3 separate regions of the Homo sapiens genome follow, and all the other regions are linked to region 2. A link is an interaction called in ENCODE POLR2A ChIA-PET data of the cell type or tissue named here. Cell type or tissue: PC-9. All regions are shown on one strand. Region 1 overlaps MPRIP (myosin phosphatase Rho interacting protein). Region 2 has its middle 14 kb from the start of MPRIP. Region 3 holds the start of LOC124903939 (a long non-coding RNA gene).

Region 1 (8,000 bases), 100 kb before region 2:
CAGGCCTAGACTCTATTGAGACTCCCGCCCTCAGCTGAAAGGCTGTCTGCTGCTCCCGCAGTGCGATCCTTGGCCCCAACTTCTGGAAGCAGAACCTTCCAGAAGGTCCCACCTGAGTTCCTTAAGGGGAGAAGCTGATTCTTACTGGGCACAACAGGCAGCCAACGCTTCAAGCTCTCCACTGGTTCAATCTGAAACTCTCCCGGGCCAACACTGGGCCATGGAGAAAGAAATATAGGGTCTTGGGTTCTCGCCTCTCCAGGTGCTCTGAAGGTGTGAGGTTTACCCCCAGCCCCACCCTAGGCCATGAGAATGCCTTTAGCATCAGGCTGCATGCAGAGGGGAGGCCTGACCAAAGATCCCATCTCAACCATGGACCCTGCTGCTCCTCTGCAGTGCCCCCACGTCACCCCACAAGACTGACTTGACAAAGAGATGGCCTCTGATTACAATTCAAAGCTTCTGGAAACAAGCAGCCTCAAATGGGATGCTCTCGGGACCAAAGGGTAGAAAGGAGAGACCCCGCAAGGTTGTCTTAGGAGGGGCCTGAGTGCAGAAGGCTAGGAACCCTGTGCTCCAGACTCTAAGAGACCCTCAGTGAAGTGGGTAACCTACCCACCCTGGGATCATGTGGCTCCTTCTACCAACAAAAAAGTTGAAACTTGGTCATGGGTAGCTGTTTTGGGGAGCTGGGTGTCATGAGGGAGGGAGAGCAAGCAAGTTCCCTGGACTGGGCTGAGAGCGGCTTCTGCACTTGGAGTTACCTTATTAGAGGCAGGAGCTCCGCTTCTGCACTGTTTCCAAGGCATCACCATGGAAACGCAGTGTAACCCTAAACGCTGTTATTCTGCCTGTGATTTTTTTGTTTCTCTCCAACTGGGAAGCTTTGGGGGATTTACGTATTAACTGCTGTTCCCCAGCAGGAAGCTCCATTTTCAGTCCCAGGAACCACTCTGTATTTTTCGCTGACTTCTTGCTAGCGACATCTCCTTTCCAGCGGATGTTGGCTTGGGTGTCCCCCACCTGCCTCCCTGACCCCAGGATGGAGGGTGGATGACCATGGGCTGAGAGTGGCCCAGGCTGACTCCATCAGCAGGAGGGCCAATACAGCAGCCCAGGGCAGGTATATCCAAGGGCAGCCCAAGGGGCTGAGGAGAGAAAGGGACCCAGACCAGTGCATGCTCCCTGACCTCTGTAGCCCGTGGGCTGGCTCTCTTCACTTCTGTGGGCCTCTGGCCTTGTGATGCCCAAGGGACCCCCATCCCCACCCTGCTCCCTCTCGGGTGACTATGAGGCTCAGGACTTGGGAAGAGTAGCGTATGGTACAGAGGGAAAGGAATTACATTTACTGAGAACCTATAATAGGTCCAAAACTTCCTTTCATGCTCACAACAATCTTGGCGATTAGGCAGCAACAGGCCTGCTTTGCAAGTTGATTAACTGAGGCTCAAAAAAGGTTACCTCATTCCCCCATGGCCCCAGGAACGTGGGGAGTGTGGTAAGGCGGTGTAGGACCCTTCTATGCCCTAAGCCTTGCACACTGGCCAGGGAGGGAAGGAGGATCATGGCCTGTGGGGAAGGACTGGGCCTTGAGGGACCACCCCAGTCAGCCACGCCCTGCTCAGGTCACATGGGAGTTGCAGCAAGGGCCCCTGTGAGCTCCTTATGGGCCATACCACTCCAGAATTCTCCTCCCCATCCTACTGCATCCGGCTGCCTGCAGGGCCATCTGTGGGTGCAGAGTCCTTTTGACTGTGGCTGCAGGCTGCCCGTGCTGCCCCTCCCCAGCTGCCAGCAGGATAGCGAGGGGAGGGGTCACAGCTGTGTACTGCTAGCTGGCTGGAAACTTCCCTTGGGCAGCCCCAGAGCACACTAGCAGGCCACCCTGTCCCTGTTGTGGTTCCCCTGTGGCTCAGTGAGGATCTTGCAGATTGCAGCCCAAAGCAAGGATGTGCAGAGTTGGTGACTGCCTCAGCCCTGGCCTGACTGTGTCCTCACCCTCTAACCTCAGGGAGCCCTCACTTCTTCCCAAGCCCTGGCTCCACTGAGGGGATGCCATCTGGCAAACCCACTGCCTACCTGTGGTGTGGGGGGCTCCACTTTCCGTTTCTTCTTCTGATTCTGCTTGTTGGTCCGGGGATAGACCATGAGCATCTCCAGCCACCTGGGAAGAGAAAAGGAGACAAGTACCAGGTAAGACCCTGGCACTCGGGGACTAGGAGCCCTGGCCCTTGCCGGGTGGTCCAGGAGTAGAGCAGGGCATTGTCCCCAGTGACAGACTGCTACGCTGGGGCCAGAAGTGCCACAGAGCAAGCCTGGACAATGACCCTGCCACACCCACAGCAGGCTCAGGACACGACACAGACTCCGTGCTGGCAGAGAGGCCTGGCCTGGCCATGGCCTCAGAGCATAGGATGTGTAACTTCCATTACTGACCCTGTCTCCAGGGCCTGGAATTGCCCTAACACTGCTCTCCCAGAGTGGGCTTGGTGAGAGTACAGACGAGCTGTGCCCATTTAGGGCAACAGAGGCAGGTGCTGGCCCTGAGGCCAGAATCTAGGAGCTGTGCTGGTCAAGTTCCCACAATGGGTACTCTTGAGGGACTAGGGTGTGGGGGGTTGCTGAACTCCCACAGTCCCTGCAGAGGGAGGGTGCTGGGCACCCTGGCTTTGAGGAAGGCTGGGCAGAGCTGCCCAGGGACCCATCAGGGATTGTGTGTGGCAAGTTCACTCTGGATAGACACCAGGGGTGCAGCAAGGGAACACAGCAAAAGCAGGCGCTGCCAGCAGGACGACTCTGGATCTGGTTCTGCCACTATCCCAGCACAATCTTGGGTGGCTCCTGGCCCCTTAGGAGCTTCAATCTTCTCATTTCTGAAATCAGGAGCTAGATCAGATCATGGCACAACTACTTCCACCATATAGAATTTTACAACAGACAAAGGAACCAACAGCAGTTGCCTTGCCAGAGCTGCCTGTCAGTCCTGTGGGGGCTAGACGACGGGGGTGGGAGGAGCGGAGGGCAGTGTAGGTCCTGCCTCTGAAGCCCCAGCTCCAGCCCTGGGCCTGGTTGTGCAAGGGCAGCCCTAGTGTCCTCTCCAGAGTGGAAGGAGCCTCAGAAGACACCGCTCCAGGTCTTCTTTCAGCACCAGGGTCCACGCTGGGCCTGCTGGCAGCCTGGGCCCAGGGTTGGGGATGGGGGGGTCTGTACTGCTGTATCCTGCTAGAGATCACACGGGTGCAGCACCCAGCAGCACACTGAGCCTGGGGCAGGAGAAGGGCTCGAGTCTTCTGTGCCCAGAGGTATTTCTTTAATTTGAGGTGGAGAGGAGAGGAGGGGAGGGGGAAAAGGGATAGAGGAGCGAAGAGAGGAAGAGCATGGGGAGGAGGGAGGGAGGGGAGGAGGACAGGAAGAGAGGGAAGGAGAAAATGAAGAAAGGAGGGAAGGAGGGACAAACAGACAAAGGAAGGGTCAGTCACAATCACTGGCTTCTGAGACAGCCTCAGGATGGGTGTGCTGTTGACAGGTGGTGGCGGCAGAGGCCAGGCTTAATGCACGGAACCACAGCAACAGAGCTGAGGGGCCACCCTCAGCCCAGCTCAGCCCACAGCCAGTGATGCTCGATTTGCTGAGAGAATGAATAAACACCTGCAATGCCAGAGATCCAAGCCACAGGTCCTGTGGGTCATTCCTCCACGGCCCCAAAACAAGAAAGGAGGCTGTGACTATCTGCAAAGCCAGCAGACAGGCAGGCCTTCTGAGGGTCCTGAGCCCCTCTCCTCCCTGGTCACACTTCTCATCAAGGCTGGCTGGGAGCAGAGGTCCCAGGAGAGGGCCTCGCTCATACAACCTGGGATGTTCACAAGCCCTATGGGATTAAAGAGGTTTGCCTTTCCAGTCTGCCATGGCAGCTGCCACTTCTTCTGACCACTCTGAGGGACTGTGCCTGCAGAAGGCTGCACTTAAAACTTCACCAAGGTGTGGAGCATGCTGGAGGTGCAGAACCCTGCCAGGTACCCCAGGCCCCTGCAGACTGGCCCAGGTTCCATCAGTCAGCAATGACTAATGGCCTTGCAGGATGGAACCTGGAGGGGAGGGGAGAAGGCTGCACCGCAGGTGCTCTGCTGACTACGTGGAGCTGCTGAGCTCTCCTGGGCTGGCTCCAGCAAGCCTAGGACTCGGGAGGAGTCAGGACAGCAGGTGTCTCATGTGGCCTCAGTCCCATTATGCAACTTAATCTCTGTTCAGACTGCAGTCTGTGGCTGGAGTCGCAGAGATGCAGGGTCCAGGAATAGATGATGGAATGTGTCCTCTGCACTTGGATTTCTCAAGGAAGCCCAATAGGAAGCGTCTAACATCATCCAGATGTGTTATAAATGTTAACAAAACAAACCCCAAGAAGAGAGGAGAGGGGTGTGAATATGGGACTGGTAGGTGCTGGGGCTCCCCGGATAGGGACGGCAGAGCCCGGATGAGTGAGAACAGGGGAGTGGGTAAGGTTAAAAGGCAGGGCAGGGAGAAGGGAAGTCCAGACTTCACCCAGCTGAGAGCACAGAAGAGCTCCCTTGCCAACTCCTACCCAAACCCACCTCGTCTAAAAGAGCTATGTAAAGTGTGGCCCAGAATCCTGGAAGTGGGAACTGGAAAGAGCTGCCAACTTCCTCTACCCAGGCCCAGGAGAGACCCGGCAGCCCACGCAGCTGTCAGGGCTATGCAGAGAAGACCTGGGAAGAAGACTGGGTGGGACTGTCCCCAACCCACCCAGCTCCCAGCTGCCTGGTGGAAGTGTCTGCACCTTCTTAGGGACCAGCTTTGATGTGACCAGAGAGCTCAGACCCAGAATGGCGCTCCAGAGCCTAGGGATGAGGTTACTGGGAAGAGGAGTTATAATGGGAAACAGAGGGAGGCAAGAGAGGGAGCAGAGGAAGGGGGCTGTCAGCGAGGGCAGGAGACAGAGGAATGGGAGAAGGAGGCAAAAGCACTTGTCCCCAGGGTGCATAGGCCACACCTGACTCCCTCACGCAGCTGAGCATCCCAGCTTGTGGGAAGGTGAGGGCGGATCACGAGGTTATGCCACGTGAGAACCTGCCTGTTGGACACGAACTAACGTGGCCCACAACCAGGGCGAGGGGAAGGGGAAGAGCGTCAGGCAGCTTATTCTGGCTTTGGATACGCCACTGAGCCACCACACACGTAGGGCCCAGATGGCATGTGCACCCGGTACCTTGGTCCATTAACGATCTTGTCTACCCAAGCTGCATGGGTATGGCAAGCCTGAATATGCAACAGAAGAGAGCAGAGAAGTGACCCAGGAGAGGGGCTTGGGATGGAGTGAGGACTTCTGGCAGGACTTAAGCTGCCTGCTGGAGGCAGTCCAAATGCTAAACATCACCCTCTCCTAATACCACATGGTACAACACATACCTCTATGTGCTGGTCCTAGAACCAACCCTGCTCCAGACACTCCCCAGCTTGCCCTGGAGACCCAGGACTCCCATCCATCCCACCTGTTACCCACACCCTCCCTGGGACCCAGCTCCTGTGGAAAGGGTGAGGGTTTCCTAGGGAAGCCACCTGGGCAGAGGAAGCCTCGGCTGTGTGCTGCCCGGCCAACAGCAGAAACAGGTGTGAGCCAGAAAGTGCAGAAGGTGCCCCTGGCCAGGCTCCTGTCTCTAGGCCCTGGGTCTCCTCGACTGTACCACGAGGGTTCTTCAGAGGCCCTTGACATTCTTGATCATATGGTTCTGGATTAAGATTGTGGGAGACAGAAGTGCTCCTCCAGCTCGGCTCCAGGTGCTCAGAAATGCAAACCTGCCTCTCTCCAGGGGAGGACTCTAGGGGAGAGCACACCCCCGCAGAGAGCGCCCCCGGGACCCAGCACTGGCTCCTGGACGCCTTGCCATGTGGCCCTGGACTTCCAGCTGTGCTCACTCACCAGGCTTGGCCAGGCTGCAGCTGAGAGGCTAAAGAAAGGCTGGTGCTCCGAGTCATCTGTGTGTTCAAACTCAAGGGCTTCGTATTCCTGATTCCCTCTACTCTGTACTGCTACAGTCAGCCTGGCCCAGCAAGCCCCAGGTTTACTTTCTCCCAGAGCTTCTTAGACTCATGTGCCTCCTTCTCAGCCTTAAGCAAGACAGGGATTCTCGGAGATCCAGTTTGTGAGCTCCTGTCAGGCCCAATGAGCCTGTTCACCTGCACGGACTATGTACGGCTTTTCACCATGGCCCAGGCCATGTGGGTAGCAAAGAATTCCCTGCTAGACTGGGAGCTCTGGGAAGGCAGATGCTGCCCTGGGCTCAGCACTGCGCTCAGGCCCCTGGACTGTGGGCTCTCTCAACCTGAGCCAGTTCGCCACTCTCAGGGGACCTGGGTGAGTGAGACACTTACCCATTCTCTCCACTCACAGAAACCAATCTGTGCAGTGGCAGCAGAGTGGCTCGGGTGTGAGGTGCTGGGGATGTGACTGAGACACCTCCCACCCCCACCACCACTGACAGAGACACACGTGGACACAGCAGATAACCTGGCGCTTTCATAGGTGGTGGAGCCCAGCACCAGCCCTGGAAGGAGGAGCAGCCATCCCAGACTGGGGGAGGGCGTGCCCAGGTCATATGATTCAGGGACTGATCCCCTTCCAGGTGGAGGGGCAGGTGAGTTGGGGGTGTGGTGAGTGCAATGGTGGGGAGGCCCGAGGAGGGTAAGGTGGCCAGAGCAAAGAGGGGCCCCAGAGGCTGCAGGTGGAATGGTGAATGTCCTGATTTCTGCTGTGCTCAGCACACAGCGGTGTTGAGAACAGAGACAGAGCCCAAGAATAGAGGCACACGGGGAAGTAGACAACATCGACACTGCCACAGGGGCAGGCGGCCCATCTGGTGTTGGCCCTGTGGCAGGTGGTGGTGCCTTGTTCCACAGTGCCAGCATACTCACCCACTGACGATCTCCTTGGTCTCCGCCCGGATGAAATGCTCCTTCTCAGGCGTCAGAATACACAGGGAGAACTTCTGGCCCGTGCGGCCCTCCCCATCCACCACATCTGTGCACTGGTTCATGTTGATGGTGCCCTGAGGAAGGGTCGTGGGCTGGAAGAAGGCGGCAGAGAGTCACCCAGAGGCCAGCCAATGGGGCCACAGATGTCGTACAGCCCCAGGCCATTCCTGACCCTCCCAGCCTGTGGGGCCTCTAGGAGTGCTCTCCCTCACTCCAGCCCCAGCTCCTCTTCCTTTGTGCCCATCCCAGGGAGGACAGGGACAGGCCTGGCCTTCTCCAGAGGACACCCAGCTAAACATCCCTCCTACGTGGAGAGCGACATCCCACTTGCACTGGAGGGGATATGCAGGGGAGGACAGGATGGGGACAGCTGCGGTGACAGGGGCAGCTGAGATCCTGGTCTCAGAAGGGCTGCTGATCCCACAGAGAAGCAAGAAAAAGCTCCAGAGGAGGCAGTTTCAAAATAGCAGGGTTATTTTTAGAGGCAAGGAGGGGGCCAGAGAGAAGCCACATCCTTGAGAGCAGGCTGTGGGGTGGGTGCACTGTGCCTTCTTTAGAGGCGGCCAAGGAGCACGCCCGGCAGCCTGGCCCACGGCACCTTCCCAGGGCCATAGCAGAGCCCAGCAAAGGCTGCCACACCAGCTCTGGCATGGCAAACAGTAACTTTTTTTCTTACAGCAAAAACTGTTACACACTGAAATTAGGGACAGAAAACCAAAAGCAGGAAAGGATGCCTTTAAGAAATCCCTACTGAGGCAAAGGGCTAGGCAAGAGGACCTTTATGGAGATGACTTGTTTAGCCCTGTACCCTCTGGCCTCTTTCTTACTCTCCCAACGTAAGGATGCTTTGGGAGAGCAGATGGGTTGCCATGGTTACCACCACACCAGGGGTGCCCCTGTCCTTAACACACTCCACACTGACTCCACCCCACTAATGGACAGCTGCTGGCTTCTCCACTGAGCACCCCCAACAGCCCACCATTTCCTTGTTCTCATTCTTGAAGAAGCAGAAG
Region 2 (8,000 bases):
TACATGTGCATACACACAGGGACACAGGGCTGCATATGTATGCGTATGTGCGTATCTAGCCATTCATGAACAATGTTTGTGTACTTTTTAAATTTTTTTTTTCTTAGGATAAATTCATGGGTTGGGATTGCTAAGTCAAAAGATAAACACATTGGTAAGGCTCTTGATAAGTATCACTAAACAAAGAGCCAAGAAAGTTGTAGTAATCTGCTCTCTGGATTGACATGTTTTTCTTTTTCAGGACATGCAGGGAAGCATGTAGTTCCAGGGTTGCACACTCAGAGGCCTCTAGGGCCAGGCAGGTGGCAGCAGTGGCCTCAGTGATCTGGGGTGTCCATGCTCCTACAACAGGCAGCAGCTCCATGGCCTCGGTCGTAGCCGTCTGTCCTACAGGATTTGGGCCTGGTCGTGATCGATCTTTTAATTTTCCAAAAGAAATCAGAAATCGAGGTTGTTACACAAATTGTCAGGGCCTACTCAGCTGTGGGGAGGGGGCCTTCAGGGTCCCACAGCCAAGAAGAAGAGGCCTGGGACTCAAGAGGCAGGCAACACAGGCCACAGGCTGGGCTGTCCCTGCCCTGGCCCCACCATCTGCACCAAGCCTGGAGGACGGCCAGCTGGCCGGGGCAGGGAGAGGCGGCAGCTCTTCCGGCCTGCGTGCCTGCGTGTGGCCAGGCTGGGGAGTGGAGGTTTGCTCAGAGTCCACAGGAATGGGGGCTGACACTTCTAGTTCACCATATCACTTCAGGGGCTGTGACTCGTGGGTGTGTGTAAGAGTCATTGATATATCATCTCCTTATGTGTCTGTGTCTGTGCATGTCCAGAGGGTGGTCTGGCTATCTCTGAGGGTGTTTCTGGGAATGACCATGTTATGTGTCTACATGCATGTTGGCCTGTTTATCTGGGGGTCTGACCTGCATCTCTGACTTGTGAATATGTGTGTGAATTGTACAGATGCATCCATCTTTGCATGTCATATGATCTGTGAGATGATGGTACATATTTATGTGTGTTTGTGGGCAACTGGGCTATCTGGCTGGCCCCACTGCATATATATCTGGGCTTCTATGTGATTGTCTGTGAGTGTCATTGTGTGTGTGTATTCTGTCTGATTGAGCTGTATATGTTTGCATGTCTGTTTTATATATGCAGGTCCATGTGTCCATATCTATGTGCATGTTTGGGCTTGGCAAGTTGCCTCATACCTATAATCCCAGCACTTTGGGAGGCTGAGGCAGGAGGATCGCTTGAGGCCAGGAGTTTGAGACCAACCCGGACAGCATGGTGAGACCTCATCTCTACAAAAAAATTAAAAATTAGCTGGGCATGGTGGCACACACCTGTAGGCCCAGCTACTTGAAAGACTGAGGCGGGGGGATCGCTTGAGCCCAGGAAATTGAGGCTGCAGTGAGCTAGGATGGCATGACTGCACTCCAGGCTGGGCGACAGAGTGAGAACTTGTCTCTAAAAATAAAATAAAAATAATAAATAGAATAAGGTAAGTGCAGTCTGTGCCTATGCCTCTGCACAAGTGCGTGTCAGCATGCATAGTTGTGTGTTGTGTCCGGCTGAGTAGGCACATGTGCATGCGTGTGAGTGTTGGATGCTGGGGCAGTCAGGGTTCGAGTCACTGACAGTCAGCACCCACTCCTCACTTCCTCATGCCTGGTTCCTACAGGTCCCCACAAGAAGCATGTAGGGCCCAAGCACCCCCTGCCACCTCTGAACCCCAAGCACAGGCACGAGAAGGTAAGGGTGGCCGACTGCAGGGCCCAGGCTTGGAGGACCCTGGAGCCGACTCCTGGTGCATGTACCACGACTGCCAGCCTGCCTTGGCCTGGCTCCTGGGAAACACTTGCCCTTGGCCAACTGGAGAGCTGTCGATTTGGGACACAGCCCCACAGTGGCCACCACTTTATCCCACCCTCAAATACTTCCTAAGGCCATTTGTTGCTAGGAGACGGGTACAGGCAGCCTGCTTTGATGGCTCTCTAGACACAGGCTCCAGGGACAGGAAGCCTGTCTGGCCCCTTTCCTATGAAGTGGCTGGGGAGACTGGGGGTGGGCATCGGGGATGAAGGATAGACGGGGCAGCTTGGACAGAGTAAGCAGCAGGAAGTCTCAGAGCCTTAGGAGCAGAGGGGCCCTGGTACCCCTTGGTCAGGATGCTGAGCCCAGAGAGGGCAAGATCCTGACTTAGGTCACACAGCAACAATCCCCGGCAGAACTAGCATTCCTTTTGGAGAAATTCAGAGTTCATGGCCCCAGGAGTCATTCATTCACTCATGCATGCATTCATTCATTCATTCATTCATTCATTCATTCATTCAGCAATTACATATTAAGCATCTACTATACGCCAGGCCCACTACTAAGCCCCGGCATACAGCAGTGGAAAAGACGGAGGCAATCCTCACCTCACAAAGCTGATACTCTCGTCAGAGAGACAGAAAACAAGTGAAGTTAAGATCACGTCACTTTGTGCTAAGGGCTAGTAAATAAAATTACACCATGTAGAACATTGGAGTCGCTCTGTCCAAATGGTGGCCACTAGCCCCATGTGGCTATATGAGTTTCAAGTAATTGGAGTAATTGAAAATTAAGAGTCCAGTTCTTCCATTGCAGTAGCCGCATTTCAGGGGCTTGTTAGCCACACGGGGCCGGTAGCTTCTGACAGAGGCTGGTGACAGTGGACAAAGAGCACTTCCATCACAGAAGGAGCTGCCGGACAGGGCTGGTGTGGGGAGTGGACAGAAGGCTGGGGGCCAGATGGCCGAGGACAGCGACATCTAGGCTGTCCTGCTGAGAAGGGGCGGCCACATGGTGATGCACCCGGGGGACAGGACAGCAGGTGCAATGCTGGCCAGGTGGGGATGTGCTTGGTGTGTTCAAGGGACAGAAAGGACAGAGGCAGTGAGGGGAGAGGAGAGAGAGGTGGGGTTGGGGAGGTCAGCGGGGGTCTCTGGGGCCTGGGTAAGGAGTTTCTGCTTTATGTGGAGGGCGTCAGGAAGCCATGGGGGGAGGGGTTAAGCAGGAGAGTGGCATGGTTTTAACAATATATGGAGAATGGATTTGTGGGGGCAAGAGTGGAAGGAAGGAGCCCTAGGGAGGAGGCTGTTGTGTCACAGAGAGGAAGGTGACTGAGACCTGGGTGATATGGGAGTGGGGGTTGGGCAACAGCCATCATAGCCCAAGCCTCAGGGTTATGGATCCAGCTGTGCCTGAAGCTACGGCTTGCTTGACACCCCCTCTACCTCCTTCCTCCTCTTGGTTGCTGGGCACTGACTTGAACACCCCTCATTACTACCACCCACCTATCCCCTCCCTCACAAAACCCCCGACTGTCTCTCCTCCTATCCCTGTGCGGAGCACTCAGACGGGACCTAGGCTTCCCTCAGTGCCCTGGGTCCAGTTTCTTTTGCCGGGCTTTGCCCCTCTCATCGCATCCCAGGGTTGATAAGCTAGCCCTGTCTAGTCACATTGAGGTCCTGGGAAAATACCTTAGGCCACCTGGTGTTTCACTGACTTTCCCCACCAGGACGCTTTCCTGGAGCTGTGAGCAGGATGCAGGAGGAATCAGCTGGCTCTGGGTCTGGGGGGTGGGAGTGACTAAAAGAGAAGGCTCAGCTTCAGTTGCAAAGTCCCCCAGAGGGACTTTGGTTTGTTTACGGGAAGAACTTCCCCTCTATAAAAGGGCCGATGTCATCCTTGTGCATTCGTGCATTCACAGTGGAGGGGATCCCCTAGGACCCTAAAAATGAGGTGGAAAGCCTTCTCCCTAGGGCAGGCGTCCAGAGGCCGGCTCTGCTTCTCAAACGCTGGGCACTCATTCCTCCTCAGGATCTTTGCAGCTGCAGTTCCCTCTGCCTGGAATGCTGTTCCCCTAAGACCCCAGGTGGCGTCTCCATCTGGCTGCCAAGTCTCCTCCTGAGCGATTATGCGGATTACCTGATGAGCACGGCTTCCTCCTTGGAAGCACCTTGTTTTGTCTCCGGTACTAGAACGCCAGCTCCACAAGGGCAGGGCGGTTGTTGATCTTGTTTTTCTCTGTCCCCTCCTGTCTGACACTATGCCTGGCATATGGTGGATGTTCCCAGGAGGTTTCTGGAATGAGCAGATGTCTGGGGTGAGTGTGGGCAGGTGGCTGCCATGCATACAGAGCCTGCCAGGCCCCAGGGGGCTCAGACTCACCCTCTGACTGCACCCTCCCAATGGGGATCAGGACTTTGAGGCTTGGAGAGGTGAGGTCACTCACCCGAGGTTGCACAGGCAGTATGTGGTGGGCCTGGTCTGGAGAGGCCTGGAGGGGACTTGGGGGTGTTGGAGGCTGGGCCACGGCCTGGGGACACACTGCCTTTCCACATGACAGCTCTCCATCCGTCCACAGCCCCTGCTTCCCCTGCCAAGTCGCACCTGGGGCTTCCCTGGCCACCTTGGGTCCTCAGGTACAATTGCACTGCAGGGCACTGGCCTGTGGCACACAGCAGCAGGCCCTGCAGCCCAGATTCACACAGCAAGCGAATGAGGCATAGCTGAAAACCGTGCACATGGTGGCCTCAGTCCACACAGGGTGGACCCAGCCCTGGACAGGCATGTGGCTCCACCCAACACTGAGCAGGCAGCCCTGCCTCCTGAGTGCACCTGCCACGCCCAGGGCTTACGTCAGCTGGGGGGACTGGGGCAGCCTCTCTGAAGAATGCAGCTCATTGTCAGCGATGGGGCAGGATTCCTTCGCAATGGCCACACCCAGAGGCAAGTCTGTCCAGGCGGACAAGGGCAGCTGAGTGAGGCGCCCTAGGAAGTCTGACCCCCTCTGCCCTGTGATGGTCCAGCAGCTCCAGGAAAAAGGACCAGAGTACCCATTGCCACCTGACCTTGCAACCACACACACGTGTGACTTTTATAATGAGAGAAAAAAAAAAACATGTTATAAAAACAACTTCTGTATGACTTGCCCAATGCCAGGATTATTCTAAGCATGGACTCTTTTTTTCATTAATTTTAAAAAAATGTTTGAGATGAGATCGTGTTCTGTCACCCAAGCTGGAGGGCAGTGGTGTGATCATAGCTCACAGTATCTTGGAACGTCCAGACTCAAGGGATCCTCCTGCCTCAGCCTCCTAAAGTTCTGGGATTACAGGTCTGAGCCACCACACCCGGTTTAAGCTCATATCTTGATCCTCACAACAACTGTCTGAGGAGGAAGTATTATCCTTACTCACACTTTGTAGTTGGGGAAACTGAGATCTGGGTAACTGGCCCACGTTCACACAGCCAGGAAGTGGGGGGCCAGGATTCACACCCAGTGTGGCCCAGTGTCCTCCTGGCTCCTGAGCAGCACCGCACACAGCTTTCAGAATCGTGCACACAGCCATCACTCTGGAACCATAGGGTAGGGCTGAGAAAACTGGGCATGAGGGTTGAGTTCCACCTACCCGTCCACACGCCTGGTCCAGAATTTGCTCAAGATCTTTATTGAACAGACGACACCACATACCATGATGGCAAAAAGGCCAGGCTCTGGTTGAATTTCAAGAACAGGCAAAGGCAGGTGTGGCAGCTCACGCTGGTAATCCCAGCACTTTGAGAGGCTGGGGTGAAAGGATCTCCTGAGCCCAGGAGACCAGCCTGGGCAACATGGAAAAACCCTGCCTCTAAAAAAATACAAAGATTAGCTGGGTGTGATTGTGAGCCCCTTGTAGTCCTAGCTACTTGGGAGGCTGAGGTGGGAGGATCACTTGAGCTGGGGAGGTTGAGGCTGCAGTGAGCAGTGATGGCACCACTGCACTCCAGCCTTGGCAACAGAGTGAGACCCCATCTCAAAAAATAAAGAAATATATACATACATATATAAATAAATAAATGCTGGCTGGGTCCAGTGGCTCACGCCTGTAATCCCAGCACTTTGGGAGGCTGAGATGGGTGGATCACAAGGTCAGGAGTTCAAGACCAGCCTGGCCAACATGGTGAAACCCCCTTCTCTACTAAAAATACAAAAATTAGCTGGGCATGGTGGCACACCCCTGTAATCCCAGCTGCTCTGGAGGTTGAGGCAGGAGAATCGCTTGAACCTGGGAGGCGGAGGTTGCAGTAAGCCAAGATTGCGCCACTGTGCTCCAGCCTGGGAGACAGAGAGAGACTCTATCTCAAAAAAATTAATTAATTAAAAATAAATAAATAAATGTTATTGTGTATATTTAAGGTATAAAAGCTATATTATATATAAAGATAGTAAAAGTATAACTATAATGAAACAAATGAACAGATCCATCATCTGAGATATTAACAGTGAACCGTAGTTTTGCTTTTGTGGCAGGAGCAGCTAAAATCTACTTAACATGAATCCCATGCACTGTGCAACTTTCTTACCTGTGGTTCCCATGCTGTACATTAGATCTCTAGGCTTGTTTTGTTCTTTGTGTGTATTTGACTTGTTTTCTTTGATTCCACACATAATTTCCTCTTCTTTTTTTTTTTTTGAGACGGAGCCTCGTTCTGTGGCCCAGGTTTAGTGCAGTAGCGCAATCTCGGCTCTCGGCTCACTGCAACCTCCGTCTCCCTGGTTCAAGTGATTCTCATGTCTCAGCTTCCGAGTAGCTGGGACTACAGGTGTGTGCTGCCACACCTGGCTAAGTTTTGTACTTTTAGTAGAGATGGGGTTTCACCATGTTGGCCAGGCTGGTCTCAAATGCCTGACCTCAAGGGACCCTCCCACCTCGGCCTCCCAAAGTGCTGGGCTTACAGGTGTGAGCCACTGTGCCCGGCCTAATTTTTTTTAATGAATAAGAAATGCAGGCTCTGGAACCTGGCTTAAATCTCTGCTACTTTTGGCTGGGTGACCTTGGTTTCTCTGCTTCCGTTTCATCATGTGTATGTTTGGGGGTGATCCTACTACTGTAACAACAATGGATTATCCAGAGCAGAAATGAGGTGCCAAGCACCCAGCGCCGTGCCTGGCACATAGGAAGTGTCAATGAATTGGTACCAATGATTGATAGTGAGATTTACACCATGAGCCACGAGACATTTACCTACAAATATTAGCCAAGCACTGCGTGTGCCAGACCCTGGGCTGGGCTCTGGGTATAAAGCAGGAAACAGAACAGACCCAGCCCCTTTGCTCAGGGAGCTGACATTCTAGCGCCTTTGCTGTCAGCAACAGCTCACTGTGACTTGCCCACAGCTGCACAGCTAGAAGTGCTTCAGGGGACCCAAGCCTGACCCCTCTGTGGGGGAAGCATATGCTTTTGCTGCCTGTGCTTGGGGTATTCCTGAGGTCCTGACAGACAGTCCCTGCCCAGCCCAGGGATCCTGTGCCTGTCACCTCCAGAGAGGTGGGACAGAAATCCCGGGAGCTCAGAGCAATAAGGGCTGTGAGTTAGTGAGTGACACCCACTACTGGGCTCCAGGAGGGAGAGTACAGGGTGCTGTGCCTCTCTGCAGGGTCTCCAGGGGAGCCAGGCCCACAGCAAGGCCCCACTCACTAACATAGGTCACTTTGGCCTCCCTCCCTCAGGTCTACCTCCTCCCTCCTCTATTGGTGTTTCCTGGGACCATATGTCCCCCAAAACAACTTGTCCCCAACCCTATGTCAGAGCCTGCTTTTGAGGGTGCCCCTTAACAGAGCCAGCCATGGGCCATGTGGGGTGATATATCAGAGGGGGTGGGGATGCCCCTGGCCAGGGGTGTGGGCCCGGCTGCCCTCTGGGACAGCTAGACAGGAGCCCTGTTCTTTCTCAGGAAGGTTCTGCAGAGAGCAAGTGGTCTGGCTGTGGATTCAGTCAGCTCCTGGCTTTTGGAGATACTCCTGGCTGCTCTCCCAACCCTGAGTCCCTCGGGAGGCCATGGTCACCGAAGGGAGGGGGCTGGCTTTCAGCAGGACCATGTGGTTGGCCCTGACCCAAGGGAGAGGGGCCTACCCATGTGGGGCATGGGGGATGGAGTCAAGTACTTCCCAACAAGCCTGGCTGGAGCCCTGCTCGAGGAATGGGGTGCCTCAG
Region 3 (8,000 bases), 160 kb after region 2:
GAGGTAGTCCTGTCGCACCCCGTTTCACAGAGGAGGATGTGGAGGTCAGAGTGGCTAAGACAACTGCTCGATGCCACTGGGCACCAGAGGGCAGATGGGGCCTGGGGGACCCTGATCCCACACTCACAGGACCCCTGTCCAGTGCGCTCCTGTGGGTAGATAAAGGCAACGCTGCCTCCAGGACCACCTCCCTCTTGCCCCCGCACCAGCCAGGCATCCTCTGGGCAGGGACCATGGCACCATGACCCCCACCTGTGGCCGGGCCTTCTGGGTCCTCTCCAGGAGGTGTCTTGGCACCACGCTGTGGCATCAGCATCACACACAATGCTGAGATGAAAAGTCTTACGCAGGTGTCTTCGCACACCTGAGCAAACATTTCTACAGGAATAATTCCCCCCAGCAGGATTCTTGGATCAAAGGGAAGCACACATGATTATTCTAGAAGTTGACAGCCATTGTCCAACTGACGCCCTCACCCACAGGGCTCTTTCCCCACATCCTTGGCAATACCGGGTCCTTGTTTTTAAATCCGTGCCGACCCGATGGGCAGAGAGTGGCACCTTGTCATGCTGTCTCCTGCCTGTTTGATCCAGGATTTTGTGGAACGTGGGTTTTGCAGCTGCTGGCACTTCTTCTGCACATTCTCTCTTTGTATCCTTTTCCAGATTGCTATTTCTTTTTAACCTTTTCCAGATTGCTATTTCTTTGGGGCTTTTTTCTTAGTGATTTGTAGGGTGCTTTAAAATAAAATCCTCTGTGACATGGTCTGTAGGTGACAAATATTTCTTCTCAGCTAATTGTTTTACTTTCAGCCATGTTGGTGGGGACTTTGTGATTGTTTTGTTTCTTGTGATTGGTCTTTGGAAGTTGCTCATGTTAGTGTAATCAGATTTGTCATTCTTTTCCTTTGTCATTTCAGAGTTTGTGTCAGGAATTCTTCCCTCTTCAACCCGTTCCTCCGCCTCCCTCCGCAGACCAGCCGGTGTTCTCTCTAGATCTGCCTCTCCCTCCATGCCATGCTCTTGGGCCCTTCATGGTGAAGCCAGGTGGCGGTCCTCCTGCCCCTGCCCCTGAAGGAGAAAGCCCCAAGAACTGCTGTGTTCATGTCCCCTTCCTGGAGCCCCATCTTCACGTGCCCACCTACCTCCTTGACATGCCCGAGCCCCTATCACTTTCCTCTCGCAGCAGACTCAGGTGCAGAGCCCGAGGACTCTGGTCTGACACCGATGGCTTCTTAACTACAATCAGCACACCTGCTGCTCACGACCCCTGGCCAGACCAAGTCACAGCCAGGCCCAGCCCTGGATTCGAGATTGTTATTTCTGCGGAATGGATCATCCAGGCATCTCTGGCTTGTCTCTGGCCCCCCTGCAACCCCCCACCATGCCCCGGGGCTGCTGCTGCTGATGTCTCCTTCCTGCCTACAACGGACCCAGTTCCCCCATGTTCATCGCTGGGGCTGGGCCACCTGCTGCTCCCCCTGGCTCATCCACTGCCCGTTACCAGGCCACACACAGCTCATCAACCTACAGCCACACTTGTCACACGTCCTTGCAGACCACGAGTCCAGAGAAGCACGTGATGCAACCTCTCACACCTGACTCTTACAACCAGCAGGCCACTGGGAGGCTGCTCTCCTTGCCTCTGGGGCGGCAGCAGGGGAAGCAGGAGAATGAACAGCCTCCAAAACTTCTCCTCAGACGGAGCCGCCATGGAGGAACAAAGGGTCATCATCAACAAAGCCCATTTAGTCCAATCAGCCTCCTGCCCAGCAAACCAGGAGGCATGCTCTGCCCTTAGCCAGCATCCCAGGGGCCCGGCCCTGGCAGCCTCTTTGTTATTCCTGACTCCCGGGACCAGGACTCTCAGGGTGCCCATGCCAGGGAGGCCTGCATGGCCGGGAGCAGGTATTTCCTTCTGTGCCCTCTGCGGGCTCAGGAAGACCCCACCCTGCAGGTGGCAGGAAGGGGCTGTGTTGAGCAAGGGGCCCAGCAGCTGGAGTGGGCCTGGGTCTAACTCTTCACTCCTGTTTGCATTGGCAAAGCACCGCAGCTGACACGGGCTGCGGGAGCACCATGCTCAGGGGAGCCGGCGATGGCTGTTTCCCAGCTGCTTTGCAATTTGCTGAGTTCAACACATATGTATTGACTGCCCACCATGTTTTTTGTGCTCACTTGGAAATTCTGCTGAGCGCCTACTATGTGCTAGGCCCTCGTCTGTGTGCTGGGGATATGGCCTGGGGCAAAGGTGTCAGTTCAGCTCCCCTGGGAAGTAGACAACAGGTTGGAGTTAGAGATGCAAGAACTGTGTTAGGAGAAGGAGCTGTAAAGGAGAAAGGGGCGAGGGGCAGAGCAGTCAGGGAGAGCCTGGAGAGCACCAAGCACAATGCTTGTGAAGGAGAGGGGCCACTGGAGAGCTGGGTGGGTGAGCCTCAGCAGGCCCCAGGAGGTCTCTGGAGCAAAGATGGCCAGTAGTGGGGTCCCAGATTGGGCAGGATGATTTGAATATGGTGGAGGACCCTCAAGTAGCTGGAGGCTGTCAGCTGACTGCACTTCTTGCAGAGGCTTCTCTCTTGAAGGCCGACCTGAGAAGAGCACCTCCATGGTGGCCACGGGAGATTAAATGCAGCTGCCATCCTGTGGAGGGGATGGACAGCACACCAAGCAGCAACTGCACCCCCTTCTAGAACAGAGGCCCCAAATGACAGTGCTTCAAGGGAGGTGGGAGCTGGCTGTGCACGGTGGCTCATGCCTGTAATCCCAGAGCTATGGGAGGCCGAGATGGGAGGATCACTTGAGGCCAAGGCCTGCCTGGGCAACATAACGAGACCCCACCTCTACAAAAAATACCAAAAAAAAAAAAAAAAGTTCAGCTGGACATGGGGACATGGTGGCATGTGGCTATAGTTCCAGCTACTCAGGAAGCTGAGGTGGGAGGATTGCTAGAGCCCAGGCTAGGCTGCACTGAGCTATGAGACCCAGTCTAAAAAAAAAAAATTATTAAGCAGGAGGGCAAGCCCTTTTCCATCTTTTCTTAACCCTGCTGTTTAGGATGTGGACATGATGGCGCACTGTCTTGAGCTACATGGATGAGAGAAACACCCTAGGGATGGGAGAGAGGAGGGTGGATCCCTGAATGACTGCATGGAGCAAAGTTGCCACCGCAGCCCTGCCCTGCCCTGCCACCCCTAGACCGTGTCCTGGAGAAATGAACCTCTGTCTTGTTAAAGCCACTATTGTTAGACGTAGCTAAACTAGATCCTAAATACAAACATAGCATAGCATGTTCTTTTTTTTTTTTTTTTCTGAGGCAGAGTCTCACTCTTCGCCCAGGCTGGAGTGCAATGGCGCAATCTCGGCTTACTGCCACCTCCGCCTCCCGGGTTGAAGCAATTCTCCCACCTCAGCCTCCTGAGTAGCTGGGACTACAGGCGCCCACCACCATGTCCAGCTAATTTTTGTATTTTTAGTAGAGAAGGGGTTTCACCACGTTGGCCAGACTGCTCTCGAACTCCTGACCTCAAGTGATCCACCCGTCTCGGCCTCCCAAAGTGCTGGGATTACAGGCATGAGCCACCGCTCCTGGCCAAACATAGTGTGTTCTTTTTGTCCACATAAAACTTACCATCTTGACCATCGTGAAGTGCACAGTTCAGTGGCATTAAGCACATTCGCATTGTTGTGCAACCATTACCACCATCCATCCAAGAACTTTTTGTCTTCCTCAAATTGAAACTCTGTCTCCAATGAACAGTAACTCCCCATTCCCCTTCCCTTAGCTCATATAAGTGGAATCATATAGAGTTTGTCTTTTCATGGCTGGCTTTTTTCACAGAATATTACGTCCTCACTTTCTTCCATATTGTAGCACGTGCCAGAATTTCCTTCCTTTGTAAGACTGAATATTTCATTGTAAGCACAGACCACATTTTGTATATTGATGGCCATTTGGGTGGCTTCCACCTTTTGGTTGTTGTAAAGAATGCTGCTATAGTGAGCCGAGATCACGCCACTGCGCTCCAGCCTAGGCAACAGAGTGAGACTCCGTCTCAAAAAAAAAAAGAATGCTGCTAGAAACATGGGTGAACAAACATCTGTTGGAGACCCTGATCTCAATTATTTTTTGGGTATTTTTTGGTATATACCCAAAAGCGGAATTACTAGATTATATGGTAATTCTGCACAGTGACTTTTCCACTAGTGTTTAACATGGTGTCTTGACAGAATAGCTGTAAGATTACACTGAAAAAGCAGCAGGGGAAGTGCTGTGAAGGCGGCCCATGAGCTTGTAGGAAAGGCGGTCAGCAGCACACCTCCACTGTAATGGGTTTGTTTACCCGCTAGCCTACCAACAGCTGCAGGCCCCTTTCCTGGCCCTGCCCCACATTGCTCCCCACATTAGACCCAGCTTTGCTGCACCTCTGCCCTTCTGCCCCAGCTCCTGCTTGTTACAGGGAAGGGCTGGAGGGCTCTTTATCCAGGTTTGTCATCCAATATGAGCACTCAGTGCACACGGATGGCTTTACCTGGCACTCAGCCAGTGAACTCAGCATCTGCTCCGGCCCTTTAGCACTGAGCTAGGCTATCTACCTTCATAGGCCAATCACAGGTTGTCACAGGTAAATGACCACATGTGGTTTGTGCCTCACTTTCTGACTTTGGAACATAATCCCCTGGTAGGGGTGGGGGAGGGCCATTTTTCTGGAGCTTCCTCCTATTTTCAAGCTTTATCATGCAGAACAAAACCTTCTAAGCAGAAGCCTCAATGTCCTCTTTCTGTGGGTTGCATGTGTCCCCCAAAAGGCGTGTATTCAACACTTAATCCCCAGTGCAATGGTATTGGGAGCTGGGGCCTAATAGGAGGTGTTTAGGTTATGAGGTGCCCACCGTCACGCATGGGTTAATGCTGATTATAAAAGGCCTTGAGACTGTGAGTTTGGTCTCTTACCCTCCTGATTTCCACCATGGGATGAGGCAGCAAGAAGGCCCTCACCAAATGCTGGGCTCAGGCCGGCACCATGCCCTTGGGCTTCCCAGCCTCCAGAATTACGAGCCACATAAATGTCTGATTATTATAAATGACCCAGTCTCAGGTATTCTGTTATAGCAGCACGAAATGGACTCAGACATCTGTCTGCCAGCCCTGCCCTCCTGAGGGCTGGAATGCCGTTCGCCGCACTTCCCAGCCTCTCTACTTTGCCTCACACTGACTTCCCTCCCTGGAACCAGCAGTTCCTGCTTATTTGGGCATTTTCAGATCTTACTGATCTTTCAAGGGCACCTCCTCTGTGAACTTACCTGGGTCCTTCCCAGCTTGGAGGGATCTCACAGCACATGCTACGTTCTACCATCTCTTCTAAAGCACAGTTCCTGGGCCAGAGCCCCAGCATGGCCTGCAGGCTGCAGGAAATGTGAATTCCAAGGCCCCCCTAGACTTCCTGACTCAGAAATTGGTGGTGGAGCCAACAATCTGTGTCTTATTGGCTTAGATAGTTCTAGGTCTACCAGGCTGCCAGGAGGCCTCAATGGCCCGACAATCATGGGGCACGAAGGCAACGCCCGCGAGTCAGCAGCAGGGGGTCCCAGCTGGTCTCCCCAACAGTTCTTCTTCCCTCCTCTTCTTCTTAAAGTGTGGAAAAAGTTACAGCAAAGTACACAAATGTTGGTGTGCAAATCAATGCGTTTTAACAAATGTGTCCACCCCATCATCACACCCCAGATGAAGACGTGGAACATTTCCAGGACCCCAGAAAGCTCCCTGGTGCCTCCTTCCTGTCAATAACCCCATCCCCCACCCACCCCACCAAGAAACCACCACCAGGACTTCTGTCTCCATAGATGACTTTTGCCTGTTTTTGAACTCCATACTGTGCATGCTCTTTTGCGTCTGGATTCTTTTGTCTGACTTTATCTGCGAGATTCATCTAACTTGTTGCATGGAAGAGTCATTTGGTCTTTTCCTCTGCTATGCAATGCAGGAGAACATTTGTTTGATTTTAGTTTATAGAATGCAGTAAGTTTTCTTTTGGTGGACATCAGCACTTGTTTCTCTTGGGTGTCTGACCCTTTCCCATGCTTTCCAACTCTAGCTTCTAAGCTCTCTGAGAGTACAGAGTTTGCCTCTGTCTATCCTGGCCTGACACGCAGGCTCCTCCTGTCAGCATTTACTCAGTCCAAATTGCAACAGGGGCAGGTCCCTGCCAGCTGAGGGAGCTATTCTTCCAGCTCAGCAGGGGGTTGGCCAGTCTTGTCCTCTGGGACAAAGCCCAGCCAGAGTTCTGGGCACTGTGGTTCAGAAGGCCTGAGACACGTGGTTTTACCAGGGCTGGGTACCAAGAACCATGCTTGAGGCTGACGGCATTTCATTGGCAGCGTCTGTGGGGGGCTTGGGGACTCAGCCGTGGGAAGCCTGTTCTGCACACAGCCATGGCGCAAGAAATGCTTTTTCCTGCGACGGTTCAGTGAGAACCATGATGGCAGTGGTGCAGCATCCTCCCAGCTTGGTTTTTAAACATGGGAAGGGCTTCTAAAAAGTCACACAGCTGGTTAATGTTTGAACCAGGGTGGCACAGGTTTGTGCGAAGCAGTGAGTGGAGCTGTCTGAATGCCAGGAGGAGGGTCACCCTGGAGGCGGGTGACACAGGGGTCAGTGCAGGTCAGAGGCAGAGGCTGGGCCCAGATGCCATGCGAGCTCCAGGCCACTTTCCCAGAGAAGTGAGCGGCGGCCAGGCTGCCGGAGGCGGTGTGGCCTCTTCAGGCCCTCACTGGTCCTGATTTTGAGGGGTGACTCATGCCGGCTTGGACATCCACTTCTGGCTCAAGTTGCTCTGGGTTCCTCCACACAGACCAGAGGGATTCCTGCGTCACAGGAATCCAGGAAGGGGTGGGGGGAGTTGCAGGTTGAGAAGACAGAGGTGAGTGGCCCCCGGGCCCCTCCCCTGTTGAGTCACGGGAAGGGAATGGAAATAGTGTGTGCTGAAGCTGAGTCAGGGCCCAGCCTCACCTTCTCGGGACCTCATATGGGCTCTGAGGCGAGAGGCCCACCTGTCCCCCCCTCCTTGCTGCCTCCTCTCCCAAGCATGAGGAGGGCGAGCAGGAAGGATTTAGGTTAGCTCTCAAGAAGGACTTCCTGAATCGCGCCAGGCGACACTGAGAGGCATCTCTCAAAGGAAGTTGTGAAATCTTCCTTGGGATCAATTTGAGGTTTGGTCTGGGTCCAACCAGGTCTATCTTTATGGCTCTAGAATATTTTCAAGTGTTAGACATTCCTTCCTCGACATGACTCAGGGGGCATCCGATGTGTGCCAGGCCTGGTGGCAGGAGCAGGGCCAGCTGAGTGTGGGACATGCCCCACTCTGGGGGTCTTCTCTAGGTCAGCATTACAGCAGCCTTGGAGAAGACGGCTCCCACCCCTTCCGTCCTCCCCTCTCCTGGCTCCCTTGGGCAGCCTGCTCTGCCAGCCACACCACACTCCACTTTCGGATTCCGGAAGGAAACTATGGGTAATAAATAGGACAAAGGGTCAATTTCCTTCCTGTGCAAATCCCAGTAGCATTTGCAGAGTGCCAAGCATGGGAGGGCGCCCTCCTAAGTGCTTTACCTGCCTTCACTCCACCACAGCCCTGTGAGGAAGGTGCTCCCCTTTCACAGAGAAGGAAACTGAGGCTCAGTGAGGTGAGCAGCCTGGCTACAGTGGCACTGCCAGTGAGCAGCTGACCCAGCCTGTGACCTGGGCTGTGGCGCAGCAAACAGCCAGCAAGCACTGGGTGCTTTTCCTGTGCTGGGCCAGCACTTTGCAGGCATCGACTCAATTGAACCCTCACAACCACCACACATTGGTAAGAAAACCACCCTGACAGTCCTGGGAAAATGCACAGTCTTAGTGCTCTGAAGGAAACAAAAAAGGACACATCAGTCATCAAAGAAAACAGAGAGATCCATCTGGAGTGCCTTGAATTGGCAAATGGTTTAATTTTCCTGTATAGGGACGCTGGCCTTGCT

The links. ChIA-PET counts read pairs that join two places held together with the same protein. Peaks named below come from ENCODE experiments on the same cell type or tissue, not always from the same donor. Only the 100,000 strongest peaks of a DNase experiment are listed, where the experiment ranks them.
Region 1: POLR2A ChIA-PET joins it to region 2 with 8 read pairs; 5 of 35 experiments call an interaction of 5 or more read pairs at or near these places.
Region 3: POLR2A ChIA-PET joins it to region 2 with 8 read pairs; 1 of 35 experiments calls an interaction of 5 or more read pairs at or near these places.

What each region holds. Positions count from the first base shown.
Region 1 is chr17:17,125,781-17,133,780 of GRCh38, reverse strand. It overlaps MPRIP (myosin phosphatase Rho interacting protein), which reads right to left. Exons shown (of 24, transcript NM_001364716.4): 4 at 6,928-7,079; 5 at 2,080-2,164. Among named protein-coding and RNA genes, the nearest start is that of PLD6, 77 kb to the left of the region's middle. RefSeq lists enhancers at 1,664-2,168, 5,299-5,798, 5,799-6,300, 6,765-7,264. In PC-9, no CTCF peak of the experiment used is centred here; a DNase peak (open chromatin) is centred at 4,120.
Region 2 is chr17:17,024,932-17,032,931 of GRCh38, reverse strand. No RefSeq gene overlaps it. Among named protein-coding and RNA genes, the nearest start is that of MPRIP, 14 kb to the left of the region's middle. RefSeq lists an enhancer at 2,994-3,568. In PC-9, CTCF peaks have their summits at 4,698 and 4,898; DNase peaks (open chromatin) are centred at 722 and 4,631; H3K4me3 peaks cover 905 bases; H3K27ac peaks cover 3,491 bases.
Region 3 is chr17:16,864,165-16,872,164 of GRCh38, reverse strand. LOC124903939 (a long non-coding RNA gene) reads right to left here and starts at 5,441. Exons shown (of 2, transcript XR_007065645.1): 1 at 5,298-5,441; 2 at 1-1,070. RefSeq lists enhancers at 1-683, 796-1,789. In PC-9, no CTCF peak of the experiment used is centred here; a DNase peak (open chromatin) is centred at 7,244; H3K27ac peaks cover 2,938 bases.